Linked DNA regions of Homo sapiens: region 1 is linked to region 2. Evidence: chromatin loops called from intact Hi-C (ENCODE). Cell type or tissue: pancreas. All regions are shown on one strand. Links, peaks and the distances in the headings refer to the core of each region. The heading gives the core; the rest is flanking DNA. Region 1 overlaps DDC (dopa decarboxylase). Region 2 overlaps GRB10 (growth factor receptor bound protein 10).

Region 1 (10,437 bases), core at 99-8,098, 49 kb after region 2:
AGGATTAAAATCCAAATCCAAGGGCAGTGAGGCTCTTTCCCCCAGGTCCCCTGAGACTCAGTCCCTGCCCAGAGACACTCGGTACATAGAGCGTGTCCTCATATACATTAGGAAGCAAGACACTGGTGGCTGCTTTCAAATAAGTCAATTGCCCCAAATAAAGCACACTTCCACCATCCTTGGGTTTAGCAATAGGTAATTAGCATATGTGGAAGAAACGTTTTCTTTAGTTTATTTGAGAGTGGGCAGTGTGGTGCTGCCCACCAAGGCAGCCCTTTTTCTCTGAAGCCAGTAGGCCTGGGGTACACAGAGGGCAGAAATCAGCGGGACTGGCTGCTGTCTCCGATACTCACTCACAGGGCAGCAGAGTTGGAGCTCAGAGAAACTTCCCTTCAGCTTTACGCTTCCACAGTAGATTTTCTCTGCCAAGGAGTTCACCTAAAAGCCTGTTGGTTAAAGTGGCTCTGGCCTAGTCAGGGTCTGGGTGGGAGTTGCAGCCCGGCCAGTTTCTAGATCACGAATGTTTATGAGGATGGCCAAACCTGCCCTTCCATGCAACAATGTGCAGAGTCCAGGCAGGGAAAATCTCCGTGGGCTCCACTGGTTGATCACTGCCGCGACCCAGCATGTCTGTGGTTGTAAGGCCTATGAGCAACGACATGTGATTTTCATAGAAGAGGGGTCTGGGACCATCAAGACCCACTCCCTCAATGTAGACAGAATGCCAAGGCCCTGTGAAGGCATAAGGTCAGACAAGGTTACAGTCCACTGATCATGGGTTGAGACTAGGCCTCAGGCCCTGGACCTCAGGGACTGGTTTCTCAGTAGCTGAGCGCCTCTCTCACCACACTGCTCACATTTCTTCTTCCAGGGGATTCTCACTTGGCATTTATGCTTTGAGCAAAGAACAGGATTCAGGTTCTTCTAGAAATTGTGCAAGTACACTAAGCTGTTCAGCATAAAACCCTTTGGGAGAGGTGTGGCTAAATGTCAGGCAGTGGGGAGTACAGGAGAGTAAGGGAGGATTTGAAGTCTTTCTGCTTCCTTCTATGGGGGCATTCACTGCGCAGAGCTGAGCTGGGAAATGCACAGGCGTTGGGCAAGGTCCCTGGGTGGGAGCTGCAGCCCACGAACTGCTGGCTGTGTGATCGCAGGAAACCAGGTGAGCTCTCGAGCCGTGAGCGGAGCAAGTGCAGGCCCAGCCATCTCAAAAGTTGCTGTGAATATCAGCGGAGAGTGAAGCAAAAGAGCACACATCTGTCCCTAATCAAGAATCGCTTCTGTCCTTTTCCAGCCCAAAGGCCACAGGAAGGGGAGAGAGACAAAGGCACATGGGCCCTCCAGGTGCGGAGGGGCTAGTCAGCCACAGGGCTGCTCTTAAACTCTCCTGGGCCCCGGGCGCTTTGTCTTTGTCGGCTCCTTCCTCCCTAGAAATATGGAAAATTATGCTTTACAAATGCATTGGCATAAAGATGAATATATTAACATCGATTTTTTTTCTTTAACCTGAAAGTTCACTGTTTTTTCCTCCTGATTACAGAAGAAATTTAAGCATTTTTTCAGCCCCTAACAGTGTCGTGGGCCTGGACCTGCTGTGCTGAAGGCATCACAGCCTGTGCAGCTCCTCTCGGCCTCTCAGCCTCATCACCAACCTCCCACACCTGAGCCCCCAAGCCTAGACTGTGTTAGCTCCCTCTCTCCACCACTCCCCAAGCCCTGGCAGACTTGGGGTGGCCGTGGTTGTTAAATAAACCTTACTGAACACTCCTAGTTCTTGGTGAGCTCTCTCAGTTGGCTGCCTTCACAATCAGAGGGGGTTGCTCATGCTACATCTTAGACAACATATATTTAACGATGAGTGCTATTGAGAAATAAATGTTTGCATCTCTTCTCAGATTGTAAGAGATATCTTACAGATATCTTAGCTTGGACTGCTATATCAAAGGACGTAGACTGGGGGCTTAAACAACATTGATTTCTCACAGTTCTAGAGACAGGAAGTCTGAGATCAAGATATTAGGTTCAGGTGAGGGCTCTCTTCCTGGTTTACAGACAGCCGTCTTCCCAGTGTGTACTCACGTAACCAAGAGGTAGCCAGCTCTCTGCCTTTTCTTATGAGGGCACTAATCCCACTGTTGGGGGGCACTAATCTTATTAAGGGGACCCCACCCTCATGCCCTAATCACCTCCCAAAGACGCTGTCCCTTAATGCCATCACTTTGGGGGTTAGGATTTCGACGCGAATGGTGTGCAGATACTCACATTCAGAGCAGAGCAGCCAAGCCCGATAGAGCATATCCTCTGCTGCTGGGATTCTGAGCCAGACCTGGAGGAAGCATCAGAGCACGTGCTTTCATTTTATCTGAAGGGATGACAGGGCCCAGGGAGGTGCAGTCAGTTGTCTGGGGTAACCCAGCAAATCAGGGTTCCTGCTGGACTTGCAGTCCAGGGGTGCTCCCAACACCATGCTATTCCCACAGGCAGGATGGACATGGAGCACCAGCAGGGGACAATGCGGAACAGGGCAATGTCTCTCAGAAACCAGTGCGTGGTCACAGCCTGAGAGGGGTCTGAATGGCAATTTCTATACCTTCTCCATGCACAGGGGCTGAGGGTTGTCCTGAGGGCTTTAGGACTTTATTCTGTTCCTTCAGGGCAGGTACTGCATTGGCAGGAACAAATTAAAGACCCAAAGACTAGGCTACACCTGCTCCTTCTCTGTCCTCCCCTGATCGTCCTCCCAGACTCCAAGATGTTTGAGGCTGGCCCCTTGTTACCATTGCTAAATGTTCCCTGCCTGGGTGTCCACCACAACCCTTGCCTCCTGGATCCTGAAACCCCCTGTCCCCAAGTATACCACCTGGAGCTGTCACTACCCCTTATGGATCTCCTCCCTGGCCCACATGAGCTTTTCCTCTGTGCCTCACCCAGGGAGTGGCAGGTGTTCACCTTATGGGCTGGAGAAAGGTGGGATGCCCCTAGCCAGGGCAAATGGCAAGGGGCAGTGGCCAGGCTGAGGGACAGCAGAGGTGAGACATCTGTGGGGTGATCCAGCTGCTTGGCTGGAGGGAAGGCCTCAGCTCCTCTAGAAGAGCCAGGGGCAGCGGGAAGACCAGATGCATGTTTGTGGCTTGACTGAAGAAACCTCGAAAATCCAGAGCTTGGTTTTTTTTTTTGTTTGTTTGTTTGTTTTTAATGGAGACTTTATTTTTTAGAGTAGTTTTAGGAAAACTAAGCTTTTGGCACAAAGAGATCAGCCTTGGGGCAGCGCCTTCACTGACGAGAGCACCGGAGCAAGAACTTGAAGCACAGTGTGGTTTTTTGAGACTTCTTTTGTTATGGAAAATGATAAGGATTTTCCACTTTATTTTGGAGATAGAACTTTTCCTTCTGAGCTAGCAAATACATTCCAGTGTCAAAAAGGGAGCTGGTTTAAAGGGAGTGGGGACAGTAAGGTGATGTGTAAATGCTCCGAAATAATGGAGGAAGGTAATGGGATGGCTGACATTTGGGGAACTGCACTCACCTAACTCTGGGTCTGGCTGCATCTGGCAGCTGGGAGCCATGGGGGTACCTGGGTCCCCCGCTCTCTTGAGGCCTGGCTTTCCTCACTCCTCAGCAGCTGCTCTGTCCTCCCATGCAGGTGACGCACTGGCACAGCCCCTACTTCTTCGCCTACTTCCCCACTGCCAGCTCGTACCCGGCCATGCTTGCGGACATGCTGTGCGGGGCCATTGGCTGCATCGGCTTCTCCTGGGTGAGGGTCCGGATGCACCTCGGGAAGGGGTCCTGGCTGTGGTGGGATCCCGGGGTGGGGACACGGTACCTATGCACAAGGGACCTGAGCAGATGGCGGTGCTGTCTGTGGGCAGACGGGCTACTGTTGCAGGGAGGAGAAAGGATTCAGCCCAGAGAGAGTGCCTCTGAGAAAGTAGCGATTGAGAACAGAGAAAGTCTCAACAACTCAAAGCCCATTCTGCACAGGCTGTGTTGGAAGCACTTGGTATGAACTAACATCATGGTCTGGGGCCCAGAGTTTCTGCAGCTCGAACCTGGGAATCTGCATTTCTCCAAGCAGCTCAGAGAATTTCTATATCCTCCAAAGCTTGAGAACCGCGACTGCCCCTGTCTCATTCCTTCTGTTCTCCACCAGGGCTGCTGCCTGGGGAGAGGCTCCAACCAGCCTATCAGATGTGTCCAGAGCCTTGGAGCAGGGGGGTCTCTGGAAAAGGGCCTAGCTCCTGCCTGCAAACCACCAGTCCCACCCTATCTGGAGGTAAAATGCCTAAAAAAGTCCCTACTCAGAAGAACGGTAGGCAGGGCTGGCTCTGCCCGTGACTCTGTGCTCCAGGCACAGATTACAGGAAAGATGCATTCCTCCCAAATGCAGAGAGCTTGGAGGTAGAGCTGCCTGCTGATGGCCAGTGTCCGAGGGCTGCTGCACCCTGGGGAGTTCCTCAAAAGCCAGGGGCTGTCCTTGGCCTTTGGGGTCCAGAGCACTCACCTTGTCTGTGGCTTGGAGCCAGGTGGACTTGTGGGCATCGGTCTATGTGGCATGCTGTGATGTGTAAAGGAGCTGTCAATTAGGAATTTGCAGCACTGAGCCACAGGGCCCAGCTGAGCCACCTCTGCTTCACCAGCCTGGCACTTGCTCTTCTCTGGGCTGGGGCACTGGAAGTTGCCGGGTGAGCAGGCATCATGGGCCCTACAGGCAGGGCTGAAGAGCCCACAGATGGGCTCTTCAGTGTCTGTGCTGCTCCTCTGCCAGGCACTGGGGCCTCCCTCTCTGCTGGGCAGGGCTGGCCTGGGCTGAGCATACCCTCTCCTAAAGAGCATTTTCTATCACTGGATATTGCAGCAGATTTCATTTAGCTCTGCTGGTCCAAATCCATTCTGTCCCACAGAGGTACTTGGCATCCATCTCTATCTGCTCATTCTGGGACAGTCTGATTGCCCTCAGGCCTTGAAGGGAGTGCCTCACTATCTCTCAGGCTGCGTTGCCTGATACCTCATCCCTAGCAGAGAGCATAGGCTCCTGGTAGAGCTGGGCTTGGCCAGGCTCAGGTAGAACCCAGCAGGATGGGGCTGACCAGAAGGGAGAATGCACTCTTCTCACTTAGATCTTACTGGTGACGCATCGGGATGTTGCTGTGCACATCTAGGCACGAGAACATCTTGGACCCCTTATGTTGGAGACTTTTATGAAGGTGGAGACTCAATCCACCTTTGGATGGGGCTCAAGACCAGCCTGTTCAGAGAGAGGGGAGAGTTCATAGAGAAAAGTCACTGGGAGTTTAAAAGACAAGATCAATGGCTTCTCGGGATGCCCAGAGGGTGACAGCTGCCCAGCGCCCACTTTCTCATTCCCTTCATTTGTGACTACGGAGGAAAGTCCACCAGTGGGCTTTCTGGACCCTTCTGTGAGTGAACAAATGAATATCCTAGCAAGCCCGCAGAGCCCATGCAGTGAGGCTCAGTGGAGTAAGGTTCATTATGGTGGCCCGTATGTTCCTTCCCAACCGCTCTCCTTGCATGATTCTAGGTCAAACAGCCTTCAGGCCTTTGAATCACATCTGAGATTGGGTGATTTTAATCTGGGCTTTAGTGGAAGGTTAAATCCCCTTGTTACTGCTGACCCCCAAATTCTGCAATGCCTGGCCCTCGGTTAATCCCTTCCCTTCCCCCACGACAGGCGGCAAGCCCAGCATGCACAGAGCTGGAGACTGTGATGATGGACTGGCTCGGGAAGATGCTGGAACTACCAAAGGCATTTTTGAATGAGAAAGCTGGAGAAGGGGGAGGAGTGATCCAGGTAAGGTGGGAGCTGTGAGGGCCACTTTTGGGATGCATGGGCTCTGCACAGGACTGTAGCCGCAGGTGGGGAAAGAGGCACTCATGCTTCTTGTTAGTTCCTCAAATTTCTCCTGGAGAATAAACAAAACCGAGCTCTTGGGAAAATGCTGGCTTTGGGATTGGCAGGATCTGGATTAGGATCCCAGTGCTGTCTTTCACTCGCTTCCCCAGGGCAGGGCACTCAGTTCCCCAGGCCCCTAGCTATGGTAGGTAGCACAGCCGCTATCTCACAGCAGGTGCGTGGAAGTAACAACTACAGCAACTATCGTTTGTGTGGGGTTCCCCATCGCCGGCCACTGTGCCTAAGCATTTTCCAGGCATTAACTCATTTAATTCTCACAACAACACTGTGCATTTTAGTACCCCTTTTTACAAGTGAAGAAACATTTTAATAGCCCTTTTTACAGGAGAGGAAACTAGGGTCCAGAACATTAGGTAGCTTGCCCCATGGCTTCCAGCTACAGACTCTGTGTGGCTCAGAGCCCGTGATATTCCTCGGAGGACAGCACAGGTGGCAGATGTGACCAGGCTTCAGAGGCTATAAATACTATTTGTCTTTGAACCAATCATTTACTTAAAGATGCTGCTGCTTCTATGCAGCAACTGAATTCATTTTCTTCATGTAACATGTATCTATTGAGAGTGACTGTGTGTCAGAGCTTACACCAGGGAACAAGATAGACAAAAGACAATCATGATGGAATTTCTATTCCACTGGGGTTGCAGGACAAATGGCACTGGGATGACTTGGACTTGATGCATTAAAAAAAAAAAAAAAAAACAACTTCCTAGCATGGAATATGAACTATATTGAACCCAGTACTCTCCCTTAATCATTTTTCTCATGTCAAGTAGATGATAGTCTCATTAGGAAAGCATTGTTAACTTTGGGAAAAAGGGGCTTCCTTTTCAGATATTGTCTTTCACAAGGCTCTGAGAATTGGTGAAGGCCCATTCAGTGGATGAGGACAGTGAGGCACACACTGGAGAACACCTTTGTGCAGAGCACATGGCCAGTGTGGCCACGCGAAACTAGCAAGCAAGTCTCTCCACTTCCAGTCCTGAGAATGAGCAACAAGACTGATAATTTTATGTATTTGTTTCTATTGATGTTGTGACAAATTTTGTGGCTCAAAATAAGACAAACTGATTATCTTACAGTTCTGTACATCAGAAGTCTGACCTGGGTCTTACTGGGCTAAAACCAAAGTTGACACCTTGGAGGCTCCAGGGGTGAATCTGCTTCCTTGCCTCTTCTGACTTCTAGAGGCTTCCAAAATTCCTTGGCTCACAGCCCCATTTCCATTTTCAAAGCCAGCTGTGTCCCATCTTTCTGACCTTTCTTTTGTAAACCCCAAATATCTGAGATGGGTCTCAGTCAACTTAGTTTATTTTGCCAAAGTTAAGGATGCGTGCCTGTGATACAGCCTCAAGAGATCCTGACTACATGTGCCCAAGGTGGTTGGGCACAGCTTGGTTGTATACATTTTAGGGGGACATGAGATGTAAGATGTACATTGGTTTGGTCTGGAAAGGTGGGACAATTCAAAGCAGGGAGGGGGCTTTCAGGTCATAGGTAGATAAGAGACAATTGGTTGCATTCTTTTGAGTTTCTGATTAGCCTTTCCAAAGGAGGCCATCAGATGTGCAGCTATCTCAGTGGGCAGAGGGGTGACTTTGAGTTCTGTCTGTCCTTCATCCAAAAGGAAATTCCTTATGAGGGAGGCATGTAGCTTTTTATCTTAGTAGCTATCTCTTTTAGGAATAGAATGGGAGGCAGGTTTGGCCTAAGCAGTTCCCAGCTTGACTTTTCCCTTTGGCTTAGTGATTTGGGGGTCCCAAGATTTATTTTCCTTTCACACTTTCCTGGTCGCATCTCCTTGTGACCACATATAAGATCGGAAAGTGGGTCTCCACTTTTAAGGACACATATGATTGGATTGGGTCCATCCAGGCAATCTGAGATAATCTCTCAAGTCAAGTTTCTTAACTTAATCACATCAGCAAAGTCACCTTTTCCCTGGAAGGGAAACAGTCACAGATTCTGGGGACCAAGACCTGAAATCTCTGGGAATGAGGGTGCATTAATGTGCCTACCACATCCAGTGTGCTTCAGAGTCATGGAGGGAACTTGCTTGTAATGCCTATTCCTAGACTCTGGGCCAAAAAATGTGAACGCTAATTCATCCGGATGACACCCAGATTCCTGAATAGGCCACATGCCGGGACTGATGACTGCCTTCTCCATGACCCACAGGCCCTGTGGCCAGGCTCAGAGTCATCCCTCCACGTGCTCCTCCTTCGCATTCTTTGGTTATCTCTTTTTCCATCAGACATAAGTGATATTAAATGGGGAGCTGAGGAAAATGAAATGTCAGGCATAGTGGCTCACGCCTGTAATCCCAGCACTTTGTGAGGCCAAGGCAGGCAGATCACCTGAGGTCAGGAGTCTGAGACCAGCCTGGCCAACATGGTGAAACCCTGTCTCTACTAAAAATACAAAAATTATCCAGGTGTGGTGGCGGGCACCTATAATCCCAGCTACTTGGGAGGAGAATTGCTTGAACCTGGGAGGCAGAGGTTGCCGTGAGCCAAGACCTTGCCATTGCACTCCAGCCTGGTTGACGAGAGGGAAACTCCATCAAGAAAAAAAAAAAAGAAAGAAAAGAAAACGTCAGCTATGTTGTAAGCAAAGCTTCAATACGTTGCTGTGAACCATACCATTCTACGTAGCAGCAACAATGACTCAGCAATGATTCAGCAAATGAATCATGCTTCAGTCCCAGCACAATTTTCTTCTGGTCAGTGAGTATGCAGCTGGAGAAGCCTCCTTGGCCAAGATCACAGCAAGGATAGGCTGTCACAGGTGCCCTTCCAGCGAGGGGAGGGAGCTACTGCACACTGTCCGCAGCCAGTGCTCTGTCAGCTGCACTTTGCCTTGGTGAGGGCCAGATGGCTTTCTGGCCTCTGGAACATCAGTCCTGATTCTCCAGGGGACAGAGGGCAGCAGCACTCAGCGACCCAGTGGGACAGCTGCGTGCCTGCAGAGGGCGTGGTTTTGATTCCAGGCAAGGGCATGCATGGTCTAACCCTTTACAAGAGGCCTCGATGTTGGTGGCCGACTTACTTTTTCTTTTAGTTTTATACACGGGACAAGGTCTACTTTTCCATTTCTTTTCCATTTGTTCCTCTCATTTTTTTTTTTTATTTTGTCTTGTTTTTAGACGAAGTCTCATTCTTGTCGCCCAGGCTGGAGTGCAGTGGCACGATCTCAGCTCACTGCAACCACTGCCTCCCGGTTCAAGCCATTCTCCTGCCTCAGCTTCCCAAGAAGCTGGGATTACAAGGCACCCATCACCATGCCTGGATAATTTTTGTATTTGTAGTAGAGACAGGGTTTTGCCATTTTGCCCAGGCTGGTCTCAAACTCCTGACCTCAGGTGATCCACCCACCTCGGCCTCCCAAAGTGCTAGGATTACAGGTGTGAGCTGTAGGAGATCGGTCAGAGTGGTGGGAGAAACTATAGGGAAAAGGAGCAGGCCTTCTGAAAGGTCAGAAGGCTCTGCAAAGCTCCATGGCAGAATAGCTGAAGGCAGCTGTTCTATAACCCTGAGGCAGAGGATAAGGAGTAGGTACAAGGGAGTGTAGGGGAATTTATCTTGGTCAAGCTTGTTTGTTAGAAGTTGTCCAGGAACTGACCTCGGAACATCCTTGCACGTGACATTCCCTGAAAGGGGAACAATAAATGTTAATTATCTACAGGTTGTGTTTGCTCCAGGTTTTCAGCATTGTGCTTGCACTCAATAAAAGCAAGCTGCTCCAGCTTCTCAGGGCTGCTCTCTGGCCACTAGAGCCAGGCAGTCACTTAGCTGCTCTTACACTGCATACCTGTGTCTGAGCACTCATTTCCTCCATCGGCCAGGGTCTGCAGGACAGATCCAGCAGTGAGCCACTGCACCCAGACTGTTCCCCTCATTTTGACCCTCCCTAGCATTTGGTGAGCCCTGCTGATTCAAGACTCAGCTCTGTGCAGTGTGGAGATTTTTCTTCTACTGTATGTTAGTTATTGTGGGCCACGTCACTCTTTTTCAGGGACTTCAATTTTCCACAGATTGGGTACCTCTTCCATGATTTCTCTCTTCCTTTCGATATTTCCCTTTTTTGTTATCTTCTATATTTTAGGAAGCTTTTCATGGTTTTCTCCACATGATTATGTGATTATGGACCTGGTGTGGTGGCTCACGCCTGTAATCCCAACACTTTGGGAGGCCAAGGCGGGTGGATCATTTGAGGTAGGAGTTTAAGACCAGCCTGGCCAACATGGTGAAATCCCATCTCTACTAAAAATACAAAACTTAGCTGGACATGGTGGCATGTGCCTGTAATCCCAGCTACTCAGGAGGTTGAGGCAGGAGAATCATTTGAACCCAGGAGGTGGATGTTGAGGTGAGCTGAGATCATGCCACTGCACTCCAGTCGGGGTGACAGAGTGAGACCCTGTCTCAAAAAAAAAAAAAAAAGTCCCCTTTCCACCTAGATACTGGACATTCATGGTAAAAATGAAAAGACACAGGAGCTTTCTT
Region 2 (10,667 bases), core at 1,749-9,748:
TTGTTATGATCTCAAGAATCGTGTAGTGACTGGCAGCCATGGACCATACAGGATGAGGAGGGTGTCTTGCTTAGCTTTTGTGAGCCAGGGGAAGGCAGTGTGCCACGCACTGTCTTTTCTGTGGCTGCTTGCTTCCTGCTGTGTGCTGACATCCCCACCTTACTCGTGAGGAAAATGAGGCTCATGGCTGTCAGTGGCTTTTCCTGCACCGCACTGGGGTGAGGAACAGAATCTGGGGTTGAGCCCAGCCTTCCCAGCTTCCAGCCAACCTTATATGCAAATACAGGAATTACTGTCCTAGGGAAAGTGCTGCATAGACAATCCTTTTTGTTCTTCTACTGCATTATATTATTCACACAGTTATAATTCTTTTAGCTCAAAATATAAAATGAAAAGTGATTGACATTTTAGGCTGGATGAGTAAATTAAAAAAAAAAAAGAAAGAAAGGGGGCTTTCGTGGTAGGCAGAGTGTGTAATGCCCAAATCCTACAAGTAACAAAAGAACAGCAACTTGGGACTTAGGGCATTAGGTGTGCAGCCTCTGTGTGTGAAAACTGGCTGTGGGATGTGCTGTTAGCTCTAGCAATGGTTTTAGAGTTACGAAGTGGTTCCAAGCTCATTAATTAGCCAAGCCTTAAGGCTGACCTATTCCCTGTGAACAACACGACCTCCTTTCAGCAGTGTTTTGCACTGTACTACAGTCATCCAACTGAAAACTCACTGAGTTAAAATAGGTGTTAGGAATATGATTCTCTCTGGGAGATACTGTGGCATTCCCCTGCTTTAATAAAAATAACTGCCCCATATTCAGGGACCTAGGAACGGAATTTACCTGCGTGAGCTTATTAATCCCTCATAGCCACCCAACAGTTGCTTCATCATGGAGCAGAGTAAACCCCTGGGGCCTCAGGAGTTGGCTGAGGTCGTATAGTGAGGACCCAGGTTTGTGCAGTCTTCTCGGGGCATGCTGTGTGCAGTGGGTACTTACAAGTTAACTGGTAAATGTAATTCTCATGAGCTGGGTGAACTGGGGGCAACTTCGAGCCCTTCCCCTTGACCACCTTAGGGAGCAGGGGAGCTAGCTGTCCTCAGCAGCCTCCGCAGCCCACCCAAAGTCTGTCCCTCGCTCAGGGACATGGCAGCCCCCAGCACACATCCTCTGCTCCCGTCTTTCCCGCCCCTGGTGTTTTCTAGCCTACCTTGCCCTGTGTGTCCCTCTGGAATCAAATCATGGGCAGATGTAGCTGCTGCTGGCCGTGGGCCCCGTTCTGTTCCCTGAGGTGGCAGCCTCTAACCTGGCAAGTGTTCTTGTGTCTCTCCAGTGCGAGGACGACGGGCAGACGTTCTTCAGCCTAGATGACGGGAACACCAAATTCTCTGACCTGATCCAGCTGGTTGACTTTTACCAGCTGAACAAAGGAGTCCTGCCTTGCAAACTCAAGCACCACTGCATCCGAGTGGCCTTATGACCGCAGATGTCCTCTCGGCTGAAGACTGGAGGAAGTGAACACTGGAGTGAAGAAGCGGTCTGTGCGTTGGTGAAGAACACACATCGATTCTGCACCTGGGGACCCAGAGCGAGATGGGTTTGTTCGGTGCCAGCCGACCAAGATTGACTAGTTTGTTGGACTTAAACGACGATTTGCTGCTGTGAACCCAGCAGGGTCGCCTCCCTCTGCATCGGCCAAATTGGGGAGGGCATGGAAGATCCAGCGGAAAGTTGAAAATAAACTGGAATGATCATCTTGGCTTGGGCCGCTTAGGAACAAGAACCGGAGAGAAGTGATTGGAAATGAACTCTTGCCCTGGAATAATCTTGACAATTAAAACTGATATGTTTACTTTTTTTGTATTGATCACTTTTTTGCACTCCTTCTTTGTTTTCAATATTGTATTCAGCCTATTGTAGGAGGGGGATGTGGCGTTTCAACTCATATAATACAGAAAGAGTTTTGAATGGGCAGATTTCAAACTGAATATGGGTCCCCAAATGTTCCCAGAGGGTCCTCCACACCCTCTGCCGACTACCACGGTGTGGATTCAGCTCCCAAATGACAAACCCAGCCCTTCCCAGTATACTTGAAAAGCTTTCTTGTTAAAATAAAAGGTGTCACTGTGGTAGGCATTTGGCATATTTTGTGGACTCAGTCAAGCAACCACAGTCTGTTAATCATTTCTCTATGCTCAGATGTCAGATCCTCTTGTTATTAGTGTGTCTTGTTCTGCACAGTGCAGGAGACTTTATTCCTTTGGAAAATTCACTGTTCCACAAACAGCAGGCTGAATGGCCTCGCCTCTAGATTGACGTGGGCCAGCCTCCTTGAGACACACCTGGCACCCGTCATCGGCCAGCGGTGGATGCTGCATAATCCACCTGGGTACTTCAGCCTTGCGTTTCCACAGCCTTCAGCCTGTTCTAGAACGATCACTGCCTTACCCCTGCTGCTGCAGTGGTGTGAGTCGTTTCACGGCTGATGTCCCTCGGGGGATTAAAGGATCTAAAGAGAAAATGGCACCTGGTTGTCTTCGTGCTGTGTCTCATGGGTTTCCATAGTGATAAAGACAAGGAAACGCTGCAGGGGCCACAGGCACAGGCTGATATTTAAAGATCTTTGCTTGCAGCCCTCCGTCCTGCTGAAAACCCCCATAAGCCAGTGAACACAGAGCAGCTAGAGGCTCCTCCTCTGCTGGCTTAGGGTCAGAAGTACCTCACAGTGGTTGTGGACATGGAAGAGTTTTGTCAACACAACACTTTGTCCCCGCTCCGGGAGATGAGTCAGATGGTGGCTTGAGTTGTCACTTGGTCCCCTCCGCCCCTCGGGTGGCCCCCTTTGCCACGTCCCCTTAGCTTAGTGATCAGGTGTGAGAGTGGCCATTTCCTTACCTTTGATCCCTGTAAAGCAGAAAGGACTCCTTTGACAGGCGACAAACTACTGTGGTGAGCAGAATGATTTCCTTTTTCAAGACAACACCTGCCTGGCTTCTATTAATGTGTGCTGGCCATGATATTGCCCCAAATCCGCCCCACTGAAGTGTTCCCTAAGGAACAGCATTTCTCTGCTCCTCAGTCAACCCCCGTAGCCTAGAGCAGTGTCACAAGCTTCAGTAAGGCCAGTCAGCTGGAAGTCAGTCTACCGTATAGTAACACTGTATGTCAGTCTACAGACCACACTCTAGTTGTTTTCCATGAAAGGTATACAAATGAAGAATTTTCTAGCAAAACATGTTTTTAACCATCAGTGCTCAATTGCATTTTCTTCCTTTCGCAGCCAGTCAGTCTTTCAAACTATTGACAGTAAGATAATTCTCACGTTCACACCTGGTGGCAGGCTTCACTGTAGGGACGGACATTGCAGTTACACCACGATTCCTTCCTCTTCACTGGCTCGAGGTAAACCCTTTTCAAGGAAAAACAACTCTAGGATTTCTTTTTTCTGTGTACGTAGACCAGTCCCATCAGTGTATAATCTCTCTCTCACACGCCTCTCTCCAATAGACAGCTTGTATTTGCAGTATTTCATATTTATAAATATGCGTTTATTTAAAAGGAGAACAAAAGCTTGACTCTGATTCACAGTTTTGTATGTAGCTGGTTTGACGTAGTCTTTTGTATTTTCCCTGCCGAAGTGAATTGTTGGAGAATGTAAACCGCCTCCACGTGGCGGCAGACTTCCTAAGGCCCCAGCTCGCTGGCCTCGCGCTGGGCGGCTGGGAATTCCACCTGAGAACAAGTCCCGCAAACCGGGGACGGAAGGACATTTGACTTTTATTTTTGTATTTAATTGACATGAATGTAAAGGGGACAGCTCAGGGTTGTTTTGGAGCCTGTTGACTTTGTATCTCTGCCTGTGATTTTCTTTTCTAAATGAAACTCCATGTAGCAACCAGGACGAAGTTGAGAAGGAAAACGCCAAATGCTTTGGTTATTAGAGTTTAATAGGTAAGCTCTGTTACACTAGGTGTTAGAGTTCCAGAATGTTCTTTTGTTTGCTAAACCTTGAAGAAACATGTGCCTCAGCCTAGATGTTTTGTCTTCTCTTTTCTGCACTTAATACCTGACAGTATGACCGATCTCTGCGCCTTTCTGGGGGCGGGCAAGCTGGCGGTAGATTTGTGATGTCACAGTGCAAACTGCAGTGACTGTAAATTGGCCTGGCGTGTATAAACGTTTTCAGGGAATGCAGAAGGTATTAATGAAGAGACAAAACCTTTATTCCATGTGCTTTGCTTCATTCTGTACATAGCTCTTTGGCTCGTGAACCTAATTGTAAACTTTCAGGTATTTTTGTACAAATAAGGGACTGATGTTCTGTTTCTTGTAATTAGAAATAAACATTAATACAGTGTTCTTCATTTTCTATTGCTGGTGATATCTGTTTCTAATTTTAAAACACTGGCCAATCATGAGGTCAGGAGTTCGAAGCCAGCCTGACCAATGTGGTGAAACCCCGTCTCTACTAAATATAAAAGTTAGCCAGGCATGGTGGTGCGCACCTGTAATCCCAGCTACTCAGGAGGCTGAGGCAGGAGAATCACTTGAACTTGGGAGGTGGAGGTTGCAGTGAGCCGCGATTGTGCCATTGCACTCCAGCCTGGGTGACAAAGCAAGACTCCTATCAAAACAAAACAAAAAAAAAACCCTGGCCTGTCATCCACTAAAAACATTTTGAAATGACTTAGAATACTAAAAACACACTTCTTACCACTAGCTAGACACTATCACAAGGAATCCATAGCTGTTTGGGACATGTCACACACAAGCTTGCACAGCCCTCGTGAGACACCAGGCTCTTGGCTGCTTAGTGCTCCAAGTTGGTGGCAAGACATTCTCAGCTGGCCTCTCCTCCCCCATAAAAATAACAGACCTCAGAAGGTTTCAGAAACCGTCAGATACCCACACAGGCTTCAGAAAGACCTCAAGAAACTCACATTCACCCTTGAGCCCAACTGGCATTTTTTCCACTGCAGTAAGACAATTAAAATGTCTAGAACCTAGGTTTTCTAAGCCAGCAAACAACTGACAGAGTAAGAATAGATGCCCATTATTGTTGTTTCTCCAGCCCTCGCCTGGGATGATCCTGGCTGAGCTACTGACCTGACACTTGGGCCAGACTTGCCATCTCATGCCTCTTCCCTGTCACACCCTGGTCAGCTGGAGGGCATGTGCATGTTGTCACAAGCTAGCCTGGTCTACCAGCAGGAGGGCCCCTGTGCTGTGTGGACTCTCCCGTCATTTGTTTTCAGAATCTGAATTCTCAGTTTCTGGAAGCCCACCCTCTGCTTCAACATACAAGGAGAGCCCAGGGCAGGTGGGGACCCACCGGGCCAACTGCAGTTGTTGATCGTAACACCAAAGAAGCTTGTAGGTGCAGCCACGCAGGGCCAGCCAATGGCCTCCCAAGAGCACCCCTGTGGCACAACGCGAGAATGCATCTCACTGCCTCCAGCACGTTCTTCATCGGTTTTCACAGCATTTGAGTGATGAGTAAAATTATAAAAAGGGATTTTGTTTAATGATAAAAGCCTTAGCTTCTTAAGTGTAAAAAGGTAAAATATTCAACATCTTCCGATTATAGAATGGTAAAGGCAGCGTTACCCCTTTTCATTTTGGAAGTTATACAACATTAAGAAGGGCAGGAAACAAAAATGAAAAATCCGCCTTTGACAAAATTGGGCTTCATCTGCCATCCCCAGTCATCATCCACAAGATGGGCAGCTTGGGAGGCCTGCAAAGATCAAGCAAGGGCCACGTGACAGGATGTCCATGGCTGCTGGCCTCAGCACAGCTAGCAAAGGGCACTTCAGAATGAGTGGTGTCCCTCGGGGAACTTGGGGTCCTCTGGGAACAAGGAGAAAGACACTGGGGTTGGTGGCAATTGGTGTCATTTTTTTGTTTTTTAAGACATGGTAGGCACTTTTGATCTGTAACTACATCAAAGTCTCATTTGATTTCTGGGAATGTTTTGTGAATTGCATCTAAATACATTTTTCTTTTTGTTTTTTCTTTTTAATTTGTTTTTTATTGAGGTAAAATATACATACATAATTTACCATGTTTACATTTTAAGTGTACAGTCCTTATAAATGTTTCCACTTCCCTGCCCCATCCCATTTCCCAGCCTCTGGTAGCCACCAATCTACTCTCTATCTTCATGAGATCCACTTTTTTAGCTCCCACAGAGGAGTGAGAACATGCAAAGCTTGTCTTTCTGTGCTTGGCATATTTCACTTCAAATGGTGTCTCCATTTCCGTCCATGTTGCTACATCTTTGCAAAAAGATGGAAATTGTGTGTTTGCTCCCTTTTGTCAACCTCTCCTAGCATTTGCGGAGAGGCCCTGCAGCTCTCTTGGTGTTTGAATCTGAGTTGCTGTCTTAGTCCTGTCCTCCTCCATATCCGTGATGGTGTTTCAGTAGGGTCTGTTCTCTATGCTGTTTCCTTGCACACTTCCCTGCTAGGCTGGCTTCACTTTTCTCTGACGTTTCTCTTCAGAGCTCTGCCAGCTTTCTTTATCTAGTGCCTGAGCTTTTACAGCTCCGCTTTGACCTTCGGTGATGTGATTGCTTTCTTGTTTCTTGTTTTGTTCTTTTAAGTTCGTGACATTATGTTTGGTTGCAATTTTAATCTACTCACAGCAATGTTTTTCTACAGAATGCTCTTGCTACCATTTTTCTCCTATTATTTTCTTTTATCTTGGGGTATCTACATAGAAGATCAGTGCTGGTTCTTTAAAGGAGATGAGCTCTTCTTGGACTAGCCAATAGACAGGAAGTTTAGGCAGGGAAGTCCACAAGGGCTGTGTTGGATGCTACCAGGACAAAACAAAAGTAAGGCTGAGTATGAGAGTTTCAAGAACTTGACAACGTAAGCCATTAAGATGGCCAACCAACTAACTCCTCTCACTTCCTGTGGTCACCCCACCTTCACGTCCAGCCCTTACACCACTTCCAGATGAAACTCCAGAAATGACAGCTGGTAAATTTATAATAGAACCACATTTTCTCATTGGTCATCACTGTATATTCATACGTAGGCACACAGATCCACTCTGCTCTGTATACTCACACCTGGGCACACGGATCCATTATGCCGTAACTGTATACTCACACCTGGGTACACAGATCCACTCTGCTGTAGCTGTATACTCACACGTGGGCAAACGGATCCACTCTGCCATAGCTGTATATTCACATGTGGGCAAATGGATCCACTCTGCCGTAGCTGTATACTCACACGTGGACGCAGATCCACTCTGCCGTGGCTGTGTACTCACACGTGGGCAAGCGGATCCACTCTGCCATAGCTGTATACTCACACGTGGACACAGATCCACTCTGCCGTAGCTGTGTACTCACACGTGGGCGCAGATCCACTCTGCCGTGGCTGTGTACTCACACGTGGACGCAGATCCACTCTGCCGTAGCTGTGTACTCACACGTGGGTGCAGATCCACTCTGCTGTAGCTGTGTACTCACACGTGGGTGCAGATCCACTCTGCCGTAGCTGTGTACTCACACGTGGACAAGGATCCACCCTGCTGTAGCTGTATACTCACACCTGAATACAGAGATCCACTCTGCTGTAGCTGTATACTCACATGTGGACAAGGATCTACTCTGCTGTAGCTGTATATTCACACCTGGATACACAGATCCACTCTGCTATAGCTATATACTCACATGTGGACACAGATCCACTCTGCTGTAGCTGTATATTCACATGTGGATACAGATCCCCTCTGCTGTAGCTGTATACTCACACCTGAATACACAGATCCACTCTGCTGTAGCTGTGTACTCACACGTGGACAAGGATCCACTCTGCTGTAGCTGTGTACTTACACATGGACAAGGATCCACTCTGCTGTAGCTGTGTACTCACATGTGGACAAGGATCCACTCTGCTATAGCTGTATACTCACACCTGAATACACAGATCCACTCTGCTGTAGCTGTATACTCACATGTGGACACAGATCCCCTCTGCTGTAGCTGTATACTTACGGATGTGCACACAGATCCTGTGAGAGCTGTGGCAGAGATCTCTATTGGGAGCACAGAGGTGAGCCTGAGTCCCATGGGAGATTCGTCTGGAAGGTGTGTGTGGATGAACGTGAGGGTGATTTGACCACAGGCAGGAAGAGACGATGCAGCCTACATAGGTGTGTTCTGTCCAATATAATACTAGTCACACGGGACTATTTAAACTTTAATTTTAATTATAAAGTAAAATGAGAAGTGTAGTCCTTGGTTGCACAAGCCCACATTTCTAGTTATCAGTAGCCACACGTGGCTGGTGGCTACTGTGTTGGAGCGTGCTGATCTAGAACAGGTCCATCATCAAGGGAAGTTCCATTGGAGAATTCCGGCCTAGGTGAGCGGCCATGATAGCCTAAATTACAAAGGTGGTTACTGATGATCGGAATGAGGAGGGAGTCATGTGAGAACTGGTCTTTGCGTCTGGGGGATGCGCTGAATTGGTGGAGCCCAACTCCAGATTCCAGGCTGAGGGTCCTTCCACTTGAGTGGCTCCTCTGTCTCATCCACAGATAAGACACACTCACCTCACAACCAGTGAGCAACCACCCACTTCTGCTTGCTTTCCAATTGTAACTGAATGCCCACGGCTTCGAGTCATAAATGTGTGCTGTATACAAAACTCAAATGTGTCTGTGTAGCCTCCACCTCCACAACCTCCCTAGGAAAATGATGGCATCCCAAGTGGGTATCACCCTACTCAATAAGCAGATGTCCTGGAGTGATCCAGAGGTAGAATGTGTACATTTTCTATTTCCCAAGTTAGTCACCATTACTGTGAGCATACTGTCATTTGAGCATCTCCCTGGAAAGCGGAGTATAGTTTTATTGTTTAAGTATAAAGTGTGAAATGTAAGCAACAAGTTCATCTGGTGCTTGTCTGAAGACACAGCTGCCTTTTTCTTAGTTCTTGCAGGACTAAGAATTGTCTGTGCAGGACTTCTCAAGAGACAGACCGTTTTGTCCTAGGCGATGACACTTAAAACAGGGATCATTCTGCATTTTCAGTGCTGGTTTTATAGCTCAGCCGGCTATAACATGGGACTCCTCAGGCTATATCAAACCTGCTTTTCTGGTTCTTTCCCTCCAAAATGAGTACCTTCAATATGATCAGTGCAGACACATTCCTGGCCTCAGGCCCAGAGATTCTGATTCAGTAGGTTGAGCAAGGGACAGAATGGTGCCTTTGTACCAGGCCTCCCCTGTGATTCCGTGCATCCCCCACTGGGAAAGGGAATTTTAGCAGATGCCAAGGAGTCAGGCCTGTGGCTTCCTCTGCCACACGATAGCAGCGTGACTTGGGGAATCCTCAACACAGCTGGAACAGGATGCCACTTGGTCACAGCAACAGACTCTGATCTGCCCGCTCATCAGCCACCTGGAGGGCTGTGCAAACCCACAGATCTCTGGGCCTTCCTCAGGCCTGTGGAGTAAAAACCTTTGACTTGGCAATTAAAGTGCTTTCTCACATACCACCACAGGTGAATGAGATCATCTCCAACTTTCCATGAGCTCCAGTAACTTATGATTTATGAATTTGCTTCATCTTCATCCCTCCCCAAACCATCAGAGATTTTAGTTTCTAAATGTAGTGGTGTTGGTAGTGTGGGCGGAAAGGTTGACGATTAAATTCTAAAGTGCCCAAAGCTGCCCTCAGGGGATGTGCCAGTGAACTCAGAGTGGGCATCACTGGAAAAGGCCCATGGAGGACTCAGGCCCCAGGCAGGACACGGGCAGCTTCCAGCTCAGCACCACCCACTGGTAGGCTCCATTTTTCCCCAGGGTGCTGTAGATGATGCACAGGGCTGGAGGCAGTGCAGCCCCCCATTGTCTCAGTCTCACTCCCTGCCCAAGGCCCACCAGCACCTGCTGCTCACCAAAGGGAAAGGAAGCTGGTCGATTTGGCATGTCTAGGTTTACACAGCTGTTTCATGCAAAGCCAGGCCAGCACCTGGTCTCCCACTGGCCTGGCTGGGTTTCTCCCAGTACCCTCCATCCTCTCTCCTTGCAGCTGAGGTCTGCACTGAATCATCCTTTGCAGAACCTAATAGTGGCCTTCAAAGTCACATTAAACCTATGGCCAGGTAACAGCAAAGGGACTGTGTGTCGCCACCTCTCCCTCTTGCCAACCTAAACACCCCTGGCAGGACACCCTCCAGCTCTGTCTCCTGACTCCACTCACCCCTCTGCTCATTTGCAAAATGAGACTGCCAATACCACCTCTGTCCATCTCCCAGGCCAGGCACAAGCAAGAGGGTAAGTGTGAATTCCAACTGTAATGCATCACAGCCTGGTTATGGGAAGGTTGATTTGAATTAATTTAAAAAGTAATAAGTGGATCACTTTGTCTTTGATCAGGAATCCAAGTGACTGAGGAAGTGCTGGGACAGTGAGTCTCCAGACTGAGGACTCTGTTGTCATGGTGTATTGGGGGAACCAGCCCCCAATATTTCAACATAGGTTCTTTTCTATTTTCCCTAAGTGTCGGCTGGTCTGAGAAATAAAGGGAGAGAGTACAAAAGAGAGAACTTTTAAAGCTGGGTGTCTGGGGGAGACATCACATGTCGGCAGGTTCCATGATGCCCCCTGAGCCATAAAACCAGCAAGTTTTTATTAGCAATTTTCAAAGG

What was found. A loop is a pair of places that touch in the nucleus more often than their neighbours do. Peaks named below come from ENCODE experiments on the same cell type or tissue, not always from the same donor. Only the 100,000 strongest peaks of a DNase experiment are listed, where the experiment ranks them.
Region 1: a loop joins it to region 2, with 2.0 times the contacts of the local background. A loop is called at or near these places in 4 of 110 quality-filtered maps.

The regions. Positions count from the first base shown.
Region 1 is chr7:50,533,235-50,543,671 of GRCh38, reverse strand. It overlaps DDC (dopa decarboxylase), which reads left to right. Exons shown (of 15, transcript NM_001082971.2): 3 at 3,644-3,757; 4 at 5,693-5,812. It overlaps DDC-AS1 (DDC antisense RNA 1), which reads right to left. Exons shown (of 5, transcript NR_033845.1): 2 at 4,505-4,558; 3 at 3,527-3,841; 4 at 2,263-2,326; 5 at 209-1,427. Among named protein-coding and RNA genes, the nearest start is that of DDC-AS1, 6.7 kb to the right of the region's middle. RefSeq lists an enhancer at 7,701-8,900. In pancreas, for the core only: no CTCF peak of the experiment used is centred there; a DNase peak (open chromatin) is centred at 3,753.
Region 2 is chr7:50,583,755-50,594,421 of GRCh38, reverse strand. GRB10 (growth factor receptor bound protein 10) reads left to right here. Exons shown (of 19, transcript NM_001350814.2): 19 at 1,324-4,354. The coding sequence ends at 1,470. Among named protein-coding and RNA genes, the nearest start is that of DDC, 24 kb to the right of the region's middle. In pancreas, for the core only: no CTCF peak of the experiment used is centred there; a DNase peak (open chromatin) is centred at 5,290; H3K27ac peaks cover 466 bases.